Linked DNA regions of Homo sapiens: region 1 is linked to region 2. The links are chromatin contacts, found by Hi-C or POLR2A ChIA-PET in ENCODE. All regions are on one chromosome and are shown on one strand. The core of a region is the stretch at or near the end of the contact, and the rest is flanking DNA. Distances in the headings are between cores, read along the strand shown. Region 1 holds the start of LINC02367 (long intergenic non-protein coding RNA 2367). Region 2 holds the start of LINC00987 (long intergenic non-protein coding RNA 987).

Region 1 (5,175 bases), core at 114-2,613, 130 kb after region 2:
GAAGTCCTTGATATTTTAACCTAGCTATCAACTTCAGCCCAGAGAAGGTCTTCCAAAAGTAGATTCCAAAAGTATATTCATCCATCAACCATAACCTTAAATCTGAAGCCAGGAACTAAAAAGAAATTCTCAAGGTAACACAATTGTCATGAAGTCTCACTCCCAGGGCCAATTATAATCTGGATTTTTGTCTTCATCCTTCCAGGTGTCTCTGATCCCACTGTAAGCAAACCCTGAGTCCTAGGGCCTTTCTTCCACTTATTTCACTCTTTCTGTACACATTTTCCAGTACCTCCACCACTCACCACCCTCCAAAAAGAACTGATCCCTAAGCTTGTGCAGTGATTAACGATTTTCATGTCTTTTCTATTTGCCTGCAGTTATGCTACAAGATCTCTTGGCAAAGGACTAGCCAGGCATGCCTAATATATACATTCGTGTGATTTAACAAACTGGTTTCTACCACTTTCGGCCTGAAGTGACAGTGTTTTTTAACGTTGGTTGCAGGCAGGGGACTGTTGCCCCCTGCCAAGCACTTCAGCTTCCTTGCCCGGCCTCTCCTTGGCTTCTGTCTGTCCCCACCAGCAGCTCTTCATGGGACCCATCCTGACCCTCCAAGAAAGCAGAAAAGGAGGTTCCTGATGCAAAACCTAAAGAGCTTTCATCTGAGGAAGGTGAATCCTTTTTAAACTATGAGGCCTGGAGAGACGTTAAAATGAGAGCAATCACACCCTACTCCCCGCTTTGAGCTATGTATTCATCTCTTAAAACTGCTTGCTATTGCCACAAGTAGCTATGAATTAATTTTAATTTAGGATTATTATAGTGTCTCACCAGAAGCATAAACCACATCCTATAACTTAACAATAACCAATTGCTCATCAATTTTGTTTCTGTAATCCAAAGAGAGTTCCTGATCAACAACTTTGTACCAGCCCACTCTCTCGGTCCCAGTCTTTTGTTTTTAAAAACCTGCTTGGAACAAAGGCTCTAGGAAGCTCACAGCCAAGAGTACTTGGGTCTGAGTCTTCCAGGCAGCTGTCCTCACTTTGGCTCAAGTAAACTCTTTAAATTATGCTTTGCGTCTCAGCCTCTGCCTTTTGGGTCAACACTGAGGGGAGTAAATGAATGGCACCTGCTCCTTCTCTGTCTGAAGCTTGGACTTCTCCTGAGAGGACTTCCTGCTCCAAGATAGGAGGGAGTCTCACTCAGAAGAGGAAGGAGCTCCTGTCTGCTGAGGACACGGTTCCATCCAATGAGGTCAGCAGGGCTATCAGCAGCTTCCGTTAATTCCGTTGGGGCAGGCGTGTGGCAAGCAGCAGTTATTTGAGCTGAGGATGCTGGGATGGATTTTCACATGAGCAGTTGGCCCTTAGATCATGAGACCAGCCTAAGTGCCCAAGGAAATGGAACAGCAGGGAGGGGGAGGGACATCACACCCACTATCAAAACTTCTTGTTAGTCTCTGGCTTCCACATCCTTCCCCAAAACTTCAGCCCAATTCACAGCCGCATTTTTCCATCTCTTTGCCATTCCTCCATGGGAGAGCTTTCTGTTGGTACAGGAATAGCTGAGAAGTGGGAAAGATCAAGGGTAGTAAGAGCTGCCCCCGATAATCTACAGAAAGCTTTGCTGGAATGAGGTTGTGCATCTCTGAACCTGAGCTAGATTTGTTGGGTCAGGGACCATACTTATTTACTGGCCCAAGAATTAGAAGAGGAGGTGTCTAAGAAATGCTTGTTGAATGAATAAATAAACAGCCGAGTGAGTGTTTATATGAGCCTGAAAACTGCCTGCACCAGCACAAAAGTAAAGCCCCAACACCCTCAGGTCACACCTACTGGAAAAATATATGTCAGCCCCAGAAAAATGTGGGCAACATGAGGCAACTCCGGAGCAACACAGGAAACTGCCCTCCTCTTCTGGCCCCTCTTCCACTGTGATGCTCAAAGTCTGTGATGACCAAGTCTGGTCATCTAATCAGCAGGATATAAGAGGGTCATTCTTCACTGCGGCCATTCCAGTTTCCTGGAAACTTGGCTTTCTCCTGACCGTTTCCCCAGGAGCACGGTGGTGACAAGCTTGAGCTCTGACATCAGAAAGTCCCCAGTTTGAAACCTCTAGCTTCTTACTCGCTAGCTATGAGACTTTGGGCAAATTAATCTCTAAACCTCAATTTCTCAATCTGTAAAATGTTCAAGGTCAAGCAACTCACTTTTCCACATTGTAATTGATGAAACTAAAATTCAGACTCAGATCTGCCTCACTCCACAGTCTGTGCTTTTTCCTTCCCACTCATCTTTTTCTCTTTCTATTAAAAATTTCATAACACATTTGAGATTCTGTCTCAACTCATATCACTGAAATCATCTGTCACGTCTGATGATCATATAGAAGCCAGACTAAGATTCAGCCACAAATGTTATGCCTAAACATTTCTTATTATTTCTTTTTAATGTTTCTCATGTATACAATCAAACTCGCACCCTAGTATTATTGGCAGGCTAATATATGCCCATGAGACATGTAGCTTAAATCTCTATGGGATAGGATAAGTATTCTCCCTTTGTTTGTGATTTGAAAGCTTTCCATGGATGCTAAAGCGATTTGTTAAAATACCTTCACCTGTAAGTGTTTTTCCTCTCTTAAAAGCCTAATTCATCTCTGAGTTTGTTTACTAAAATAATCTAATTTGCTCATTTTCTCTAGCCATTCCAAGCTAAATCCCAGGAAGTACTAAAGAAGCAATGCACAGACACAGTATCATACAATTTGAGACACAGTATTATAAAATTGATGTGAACTTCTAGGCACAGTGTGCTCACAGTCTGTCTGGAAATAACTTTGTAGCAAGCATAGTTCCAGTCTAGCTGCCTGGCAGCCTGGCAGGATATTATTATTACTGATACTAATTTACTTTTTAATGTAAGTCTACCCAGAATATATTAAAGAAGTTTCAAGAAATCAGGATCATGGATTATAACCTGACGTAGTGCTAAGGAACCATCAGTTCCATGTAAGCATTTGGTTAGCAAGTCTTTTTCAAAGGCCATGCTTGAGAAACAGTTTTGCTCTCCCAAACAATGTGTTGTAGTTTTTTTTAGCATACTACTGTGCAGATAAATAAATGAGATATTAATGCCATTGCAAGTTCTGGCTTTGTGTAGAGTTTTCTAGTGAAGCCTGTTTAGGATCCTGGATTTGTCCAAGCTGTTCTGATTATCCCATCATTTTTAACATGGATAATCTACAATCTTTCATCTATTACATAAATTGAATTCTGGCACAAGTTCAACTGCTCTTCATTGAAACTGAGAAAAATTTTAGGATCACTTTGCTGGAATCCAAAGAAGATGTTAAATACTACCAAAAAAAAAAAAAGGCTGAAAACTGGTTTCCAAGAATCTCTGGGGCATCCTTAAGAACTCCCCTTGCATGTTCATTAGACGGCCCTTTACCCAATGTATCTCTAATAGTCTGCTGAAAATACTCAAAGGCAAGTAATTTTCATGTAATCAACTAAACAAAATGTTTAACAAATATGGCAAATATTAATATTTTTAACTGTTTATGTAAAGTGCAAGAGAGTTATTGATTAGGAGAGTAGCTCTGAAGCCGAACAGCCTAGGTCTAAATCCCGGTTCTTTCATCAACAAGCTCCATTACTGTTGATAAGTTATTTGAATTATCGGTGTCTTAGTATCTTTCCTTATAGAGGTGATGATTGCTCCTACCTAATAGCACTGTAGCAATCATATATGCAGAGCTTATCACACTAATTGACATTCAAAAATATTAGCTCTTAAAAAATTATTATTAGAAATTTGAGAAAAAGAATCACACTAAAAAAGGATAAAAGGCATTGAAAATAATTCCCCCAAAAGAAAATAAAAATTTCTCAAATCATATAGGACTTATTTTGTAACATTAAGAAGATTCCAATTAATTCAAATTAAATGGATGATGCCTTATCTTCACAATGACATTCCAATAGCTTGTTTTCTTATTTTAATGAAAATATGTAATGATGGTGAAGATTCAGTGAGACAGGCACTTCCATACTAGCTGCTGGAATTCTACGTTGACACAACATATTTGGTGAGCAATATGGCAATCAGAAGACTAAAAGAATGTTGCATATTTTGTCTTGGTAATTCCTCTTCTGGAAATCTTTCTTAAGTGAACAATTCCTAATTCAAAAGCTACTTACTATATAGTTATACACAAAGACATATGCTACAAAATTATTAATTACTAGGAAAACAAAATGAAATAATCTATATGTTATATAATAAAAGCATAACTAAATAAATTTCGTGTAGTCACATAAAGATATGTTTATGCAGCAGAAAATTGGAATTTATGAAAAGATTGGCATAATATAGAGACAAGTTTTCTTAGTTATCATGAACAGAAAAATATGATGGCAGTCATGAAAAATATTCATTAAAAATTAGAGGAAAATAAATATGTCTATCTATCTAGCTAGCTAGCTAATTTTGAGATTCTGTTTTATAACTGAAGTTTAGACTCTGTGACCCTCCCCTAAAAGTCTGTTCATCTCTTTTTTAGTTAAGACTGTTGACTGTTTTCCACAACAACCAGTAGACATCAGTGACCATTAACCACTTTTCTCATGCATTCTATTTTCCTTATTTCCAGAATACATTCCCTTAAGCTAAATACAACTTCTCCCTCTACATCTGTTTTCCATGAGCATATCTGGATTTACTGGTATATCTATCACTTCCATGTCCTTTTCAGGATTGGTGAACCATGTCATCCATTCCTGCTCCAGGCAGAAGCTTGTTCTCAGTCCTTGGTTTTGAGCTTGTGTATCTGTCTCTCTCTTTAATTTTTATTTTAGGTTCAGGGGCACAAGTGCATGTAGGTTAGATGGGTAAACTCATGTCACATGGGTTTGTTGTACATATTATTTTGTCTTCCAGGCACTAAACCTACTACCCAATAGTTATTCTTCCTGGTCCTCTCTATCCTTCGACCTTCTACTCTCAAGTGGGCCTCAATGTCTGTTATTCCCCTTATTGTCTCCGTGTGTTCTCATTATTTAGCTCCCACTTATAAATGTGAACATTCGGTATTTGGCTTTCTTTTCCTTTGTAAGTTTGCTAAGGATAATGGCCTCCAGCTCTATCCATGTCCCTGCAAAGGACA
Region 2 (5,522 bases), core at 1,636-4,135:
TTTTTTTTTTTTTTTTTTTGTGATAGAGTCTCCCTCTGTCACCCAGGCTGAAGAACAGTGGCGTGATCTCACTGCAACCTCTGCTTCCCAGGTTCAAATGATTCTTGTGCCTCAGCCACCTAAGTATCTGGGATTACAGGCATGCACCACCACACCTGGCTAATTTCTGTATTTTTTATAGAGACAGAGTTGGCCAGGCTGGTCTTGAACTTCTGATCTCAAGCGATTTGCCTGCCTCCATCTCCCCAACTGCTGAGATTACAGGTGTGAGTCACCATGCCTGGCTCAGTTATTACATAATTTCTTTGATACAATCCAAGTTTCCCTTAAAGCCATGATTCATCTCTCAGTGAAATTCATATTCATCATATACATTTGTGCTAAATTTCTATGGCTTTTCCTATGGGCATATACTTATGGTATGCTTATTTCCTTCTCTTCATGGTTTATATTAATTCCTGCTACTGTTAGTGCTTTTCAAGAATTACATTCATTCCATTCATTTGTATTCAGTGTATACTATGTACCAGGTTCTAAGTGCAATGATACCGAAAGTTTCAAAACAAATTTCCTGGCCTCCTGGAGATTTCATTTTTAGGGGAAGACTACGATAAAAAAGCAAGAGTATATTTAGTATACTAGATGTTGATAAGTGCTATAGAGAAAATTAAAGCAGGGCAAGTGTTTCTATGGTGAGCTAGTAAAACAAGGCAGGTCAGGAAGTGGGGAGGGGGCTCCCTATGGAAAAGCTCATTGATAAAAAGTCCTGTGTGAGCAGAGACTTTAAGTAAGTCAAGGAGCCAGATTTATCCAAACCTGGGGGAAGATACTTCCAGGAAAAAGGAACAAAAAGTAAAAGGACTCCAGAGACTGAAGCATGCTGGGTGTATTCCAATAGGAAGAAAGAGGTCAGTGTGGCCGGAACGGGTTAAGCGAAGGAGAGATTAGGAAGACGTGAAGTCATGGGGTAGCAAGGGTTTCTAAGTGGCATTAAAAACTTACGCTTTAACTTAGGGGGGATATGGGAGATTCCTGAAAGGGTTAGAGAAGAGGAGGGACACGATCTGACACATGTTTTAAAGGATCCCTCTCGCTGAAGGGGAACAAGAAGAGATGATCAGGAGACCAGTTAGAAAGCTATTGAGAGCCTGCAAGAGAAAGGACTAGAATAGTAGAGATGGAGAGAAGTGGGTAGATTCTGGATGCAATTTGAAGGTGGAATCGACTAGATTTGTGCATGGATTGGGTAGGGAAGATAGGGGAAAGAATGTAGTAAAGAACTCCAAAGTGTTTCTCCCTAGCAAATAGAAGAATGGATTTTTCATCATCTGAGATGAAGGAAATTGAGGGAGGAGCAGGTTTGTGAGGACGAGCAGATACTCAGTCTTAAACTTGCTGATTTTGATATGCCTATGAGACCTACAAGCCTGTAAGTGGAGAGTGGGCAGTTGAATACATGAGTTTGAGTTCAGGAAAAAGGTGTGGATCAAAGTTGTACAGTTTTGGACACAAGTACATAGTTGTTATTAAAGCCATTGACTAGATGATTTTATCAAGGGATCCTCGTATAGAGAAGAGAGATCTGCAGACTGAGCATTATCGTCAAGATGATTATAGGTGGCACAGAGTTGGGTTTTTAATGATAATTTAAATAAACTTAAAAAAGTGTTAGCTTTTCCCCTTCTCTTTCAATATAGTGGTAATTTTTGTATTGCTATATTAATGATATTGGTAAAATACTGGTTTTCTATACAAGTTAGTAACCTGGAGTTCCTCTTAAAATAACTTGTTTAAGTAAAAACATGAGTGCATTTAAACTGTCAATTGAACAGTAAATCATACTAGTGTCACACAGATATTTCAATATTTTGAACATGGTTTAGGAAGACATTTGAGAAACACAGAGGTATCAGAAAGAATCCTGTCCTGAGGTCAACAGCCTTAGACCTTATTATTAGGCAAGAGCTTTTAAGCTTTTAAGCAAGTCTTTTATTTCTCTATGCCCATTTCTTTATTCTTAAAATACAATAATAATAATTTATCCTAAAAAGTACTTTCTATTTATTTCCCTAAGAGGCTCATTCCAAGTGATTTTCATCAGAACAATGTTTTTCTTTTTTTTTTCTTTTTTTTTTTGCTAGAACAACTCAGCAAAATAAAATTCCTGTTTATTGTTGGACAACATTGTTTCACACATACATCAAACAGGCCAAAAAATAAAAATAAACAGCAACTTCATAGACAAAAAAGGAAAAAAAAGAAACCTTTTATCTTTGGCCTTTTTAACCATCTCATACAAACCAACTACTTATAGTACAGCTAAGTACATACACAAAAAAGTTACTGGAATGCTCGGAATAAGATGGTTTTTCTGTTGTCATTTTTGCATTTTTTACAAGTTTTTTTTTTCTCCTTTGAGATTATAATGAACATGGCCACACCACAAGTAAAGTGAGAAGTAGGACAGAGAACGCTCCGAAGGCTGGTTTGGTCATCCGAGATCATTAAAAATGGCCGACCCTAACAATATGTACAAAAATATAAAATGTAAATAAAAAATACAAGTTTCCTTTTTAAACTACTTTTAAGAAAAAAAAAAAGCAGGGCCTTGGAAGTTTTGGTTCTTTTTCCCTCCCCTGTTGCAAATTCTCATGGTTTGGGTTGGGTGGTGGAGAGCGCGTGTCATCTGCGGGTGGCACTGCCCACGGTGGGCGGGCGGGCCCCTCTACTCGAAGGTGACCACGTTTAGATTCTGAGACGGGAAGTGGAGGGTGAATAGGTCACGGCGGCCTTTTTTTTTTAGTTTAACTTTTCCTTTTTTGCCGTCTGGTCATCCTCGTCGGTCTTCTGCTTCTGGGTATCGACATCGTTATCCTCATCATCTTCAGCTGCCCGCTTGCCCGTAGCTGACTCAGCTCCCTCATCTTCATCTCCATCCTCTTCCTCACCATCACCTTCTTCCTCCCCACCTTCTTCCTCTTCTTCATCTACCTCGTTGTCAGCCTCCGGCTCCCCATTTTCCTCATTAGCATTCCCGTGAGCAGGGGCGTCTCTTCCATTTTCCGCCTCTTCCACAACTTCCTTCTTCTCCTTTAAGTCCTCGGTGGTGATTTCGGAGCTGGTGTCTACGGCTGCGTCTGACATGGTGGGGCACGCCGGTGACGCGATGCAGGGGATAAAAAAGAAAGCGACAGTTCAGGGACTCTGGCGATAAAGCTGCCGGAGTCCGCGGCGGCGGAGGCGGCTGCGGCGAGCAAGGAGGCTGACGACGCACAATGCAAAGACGGCTTTTCAGAGCAGCCAGTGGGGCAGGACAATGTTTTTCATCAAATGTCCTTAGATTTGGAGGAGGGTAAGAGTTGTTTTTTTTTTCTCTCTCTCTCTCAGAGAAAAGCATGCCCCCAAAAGACATTCCACAACTGCATACTCTGGCAAGTCACTTAACATGAAATTTTTCTCTATATATTACACTTACCTGATGCACAGGGCAGCGTGTTGAAAGTTTCCTCCTTTGCTATTCCTTCAGGCTTTATATTGACAAAAAAAAAAAAAAAAAGTAAAGCGATACTGAATGTATAAAAGAAAAATTAAACACTTGAAAGCAAAGGAGAAAATGGTGGTGAAAAATTGGATTGTAGATCTATCCACATTCTTGGGAATTAAATGTCACTGTGAGATGCATGTTAGATAATACTGTATGAAATAATAAGGGCTCTGAGACTCACAGAGAGTAGACTTACGTACCTCAACTAGTAAGGCCTTGACTACAGTGTCCTTCTGCGCAAGTGGTGGGACGTCAGTCAACTCATTGTCACACACTTCCTGAGAATGCATGGCTTCCGCAGTGGCTGTGAAATTCACCTTTCCTGGGGAATAAAGTTCTTAAGAGTTAAACGGTGATTCTATATTGAACAGTTTCTTCTTTTCCAGTTTCCCCAGTGTATCCAGTGGTTGTCTTCCTCTTGATTAATATTAAAGGAGGAGAAAAAGTGTGTATTGGGGTCAGTGCAGAAAACAAATCATCCAAGCACACGAAGTGGAATTTGCTAATAGCATTACTACTCACCCAGTGACTTCGGAGTCACAACCCAGGACACGGTTTTCCGCCCATTTCTACAGACACAGTGAGATTCTTCATTCTTCTCTGTTGGAACAGCCAGGAAAGCGGAAGAGACCTCCAGCTGCACAACGACCTGTCCCCCACACCCAACCACAAGTTTATGAAGGGATGCAGAACAGCATGAATACTGCAAAAGATGCTCTGTGCATCAGGTAAATGGACTGAGGGACAATGTCCATGAGTCCAGAGGCGCTGAGAAGCTGTGCAAATATGGTCAGCTCTATCAGACACTTTGTAGTTTAGGTGTTTGAAACAAGAAAATTGAAAAACTGACAGGAATTAGGATAAGTGTTTAGGATTTAGCCTTGTGCCAACAGAAGAAAGAGGTGTTTAGTGAAAAACATGAAACAATCAGGTGGACATAATGTCTGAATTTAGGAATACACAGATATAGGAGCCTGAATGAATATAACCTTACCACCTTGGGCCTGTCAGGTACCTTTTCTCTTAGTACCAGGTCTGCTCCAAAATTAGGATATATCATATGCAGTTCTGATTTCCTGGGTTACCTAGGAGACCTGGTAATGAATGGTGACTATCTTCTATTCTCATTCACTTCCAGAGAAGTGTCCTTACCCGAATGCAGGTGGACAAGCAGTTAAACACAGTGGCTTTGAGTGTGAAGGCTTCTCCTCGCACCACAGAATAAGGAAGGGTGAGTTCTAGGAAGAAAGGCTGGAAGGCTTGAAGAGACACGATAGGAGAGAGGCCAAACCCTGTGGTTCCAGACAAGCAGAATGCGCTGGCCTTCCACTCTGTGATGGTTTCAGGGACCTGGTCACCAGCTCACTTATACCTAATGAGCTAGTGAAGGAGCAGAGAAGAGGAGTATAAGCAAATCTTTTTTTTTTTTTTTTAACACAAAGCATGGCTGATCCTAGAACATGATAACTCAGTAACCTAGTGTGGTAAATGCTAAACTTGATCTAAGGGTTGGTGCTCCTGGTGAGGTTTAAAGTTTTTTTTCTCCCTACCTCCCTTACTCCCTCCTTCCCTCCCTCCCTTTATTTCTTCCTCTTTTCTTTCATTCTTTCCTTCCTTTTGTTCTTTCTTTCAATCTCCCTCCCCTCCCCTTCCCTTTCCTTTATTTAAGAGGGCTGGTAGCATCCTACTTTCTATTATCTTAGTTATCAATAGACTAAATTAGAAAAAAAATTAGCATTGTTTAATTATGAGATAAATGAACTATAAACCTAAATATTTACCAGAAAAGAGCAGAGCAGAACTAAAAGGATCAGGAATCCAGGATAACATCAGTCATACAGCAGGATTCAAACCCTCTCCTAAACTAAATTCCAGGCAACACACAACTTACTCAACTACCACCAAATCCCAGATCCAGGTCTCAGGGAAGTACTTCCGGACTATCTCTTTCACTTGCAATATCTGAGGTTCTTCTTCG

The links. A loop is a pair of places that touch in the nucleus more often than their neighbours do. ChIA-PET counts read pairs that join two places held with the same protein, here RNA polymerase II (POLR2A). Pooled maps may share reads with other maps.
Region 1: a loop to region 2 is called in a map with no recorded cell type, with 2.6 times the contacts of the local background. The contact joins the promoter of LINC02367 here to the promoter of LINC00987 in region 2. A Hi-C loop is called at or near these places in 1 of 168 maps with a recorded cell type or tissue (DLD1), 3 of 37 single-sample maps with no recorded cell type and 10 of 50 pooled maps. POLR2A ChIA-PET finds 5 or more read pairs at or near these places in 2 of 52 experiments (A673 and CD8-positive, alpha-beta memory T cell).

The regions. Positions count from the first base shown.
Region 1 is chr12:9,366,101-9,371,275 of GRCh38, forward strand. It overlaps LINC02367 (long intergenic non-protein coding RNA 2367), which reads left to right and starts at 1,364. Exons shown (of 4, transcript NR_120479.1): 1 at 1,364-3,496.
Region 2 is chr12:9,237,188-9,242,709 of GRCh38, forward strand. It overlaps LINC00987 (long intergenic non-protein coding RNA 987), which reads left to right and starts at 2,886. Exons shown (of 7, transcript NR_137434.2): 1 at 2,886-3,352; 2 at 3,931-4,272. MIR1244-3 (microRNA 1244-3) reads right to left here and starts at 2,364; the gene lies at 2,280-2,364. It also overlaps the pseudogene A2MP1 and the pseudogene PTMAP4. RefSeq lists an enhancer at 3,220-4,419.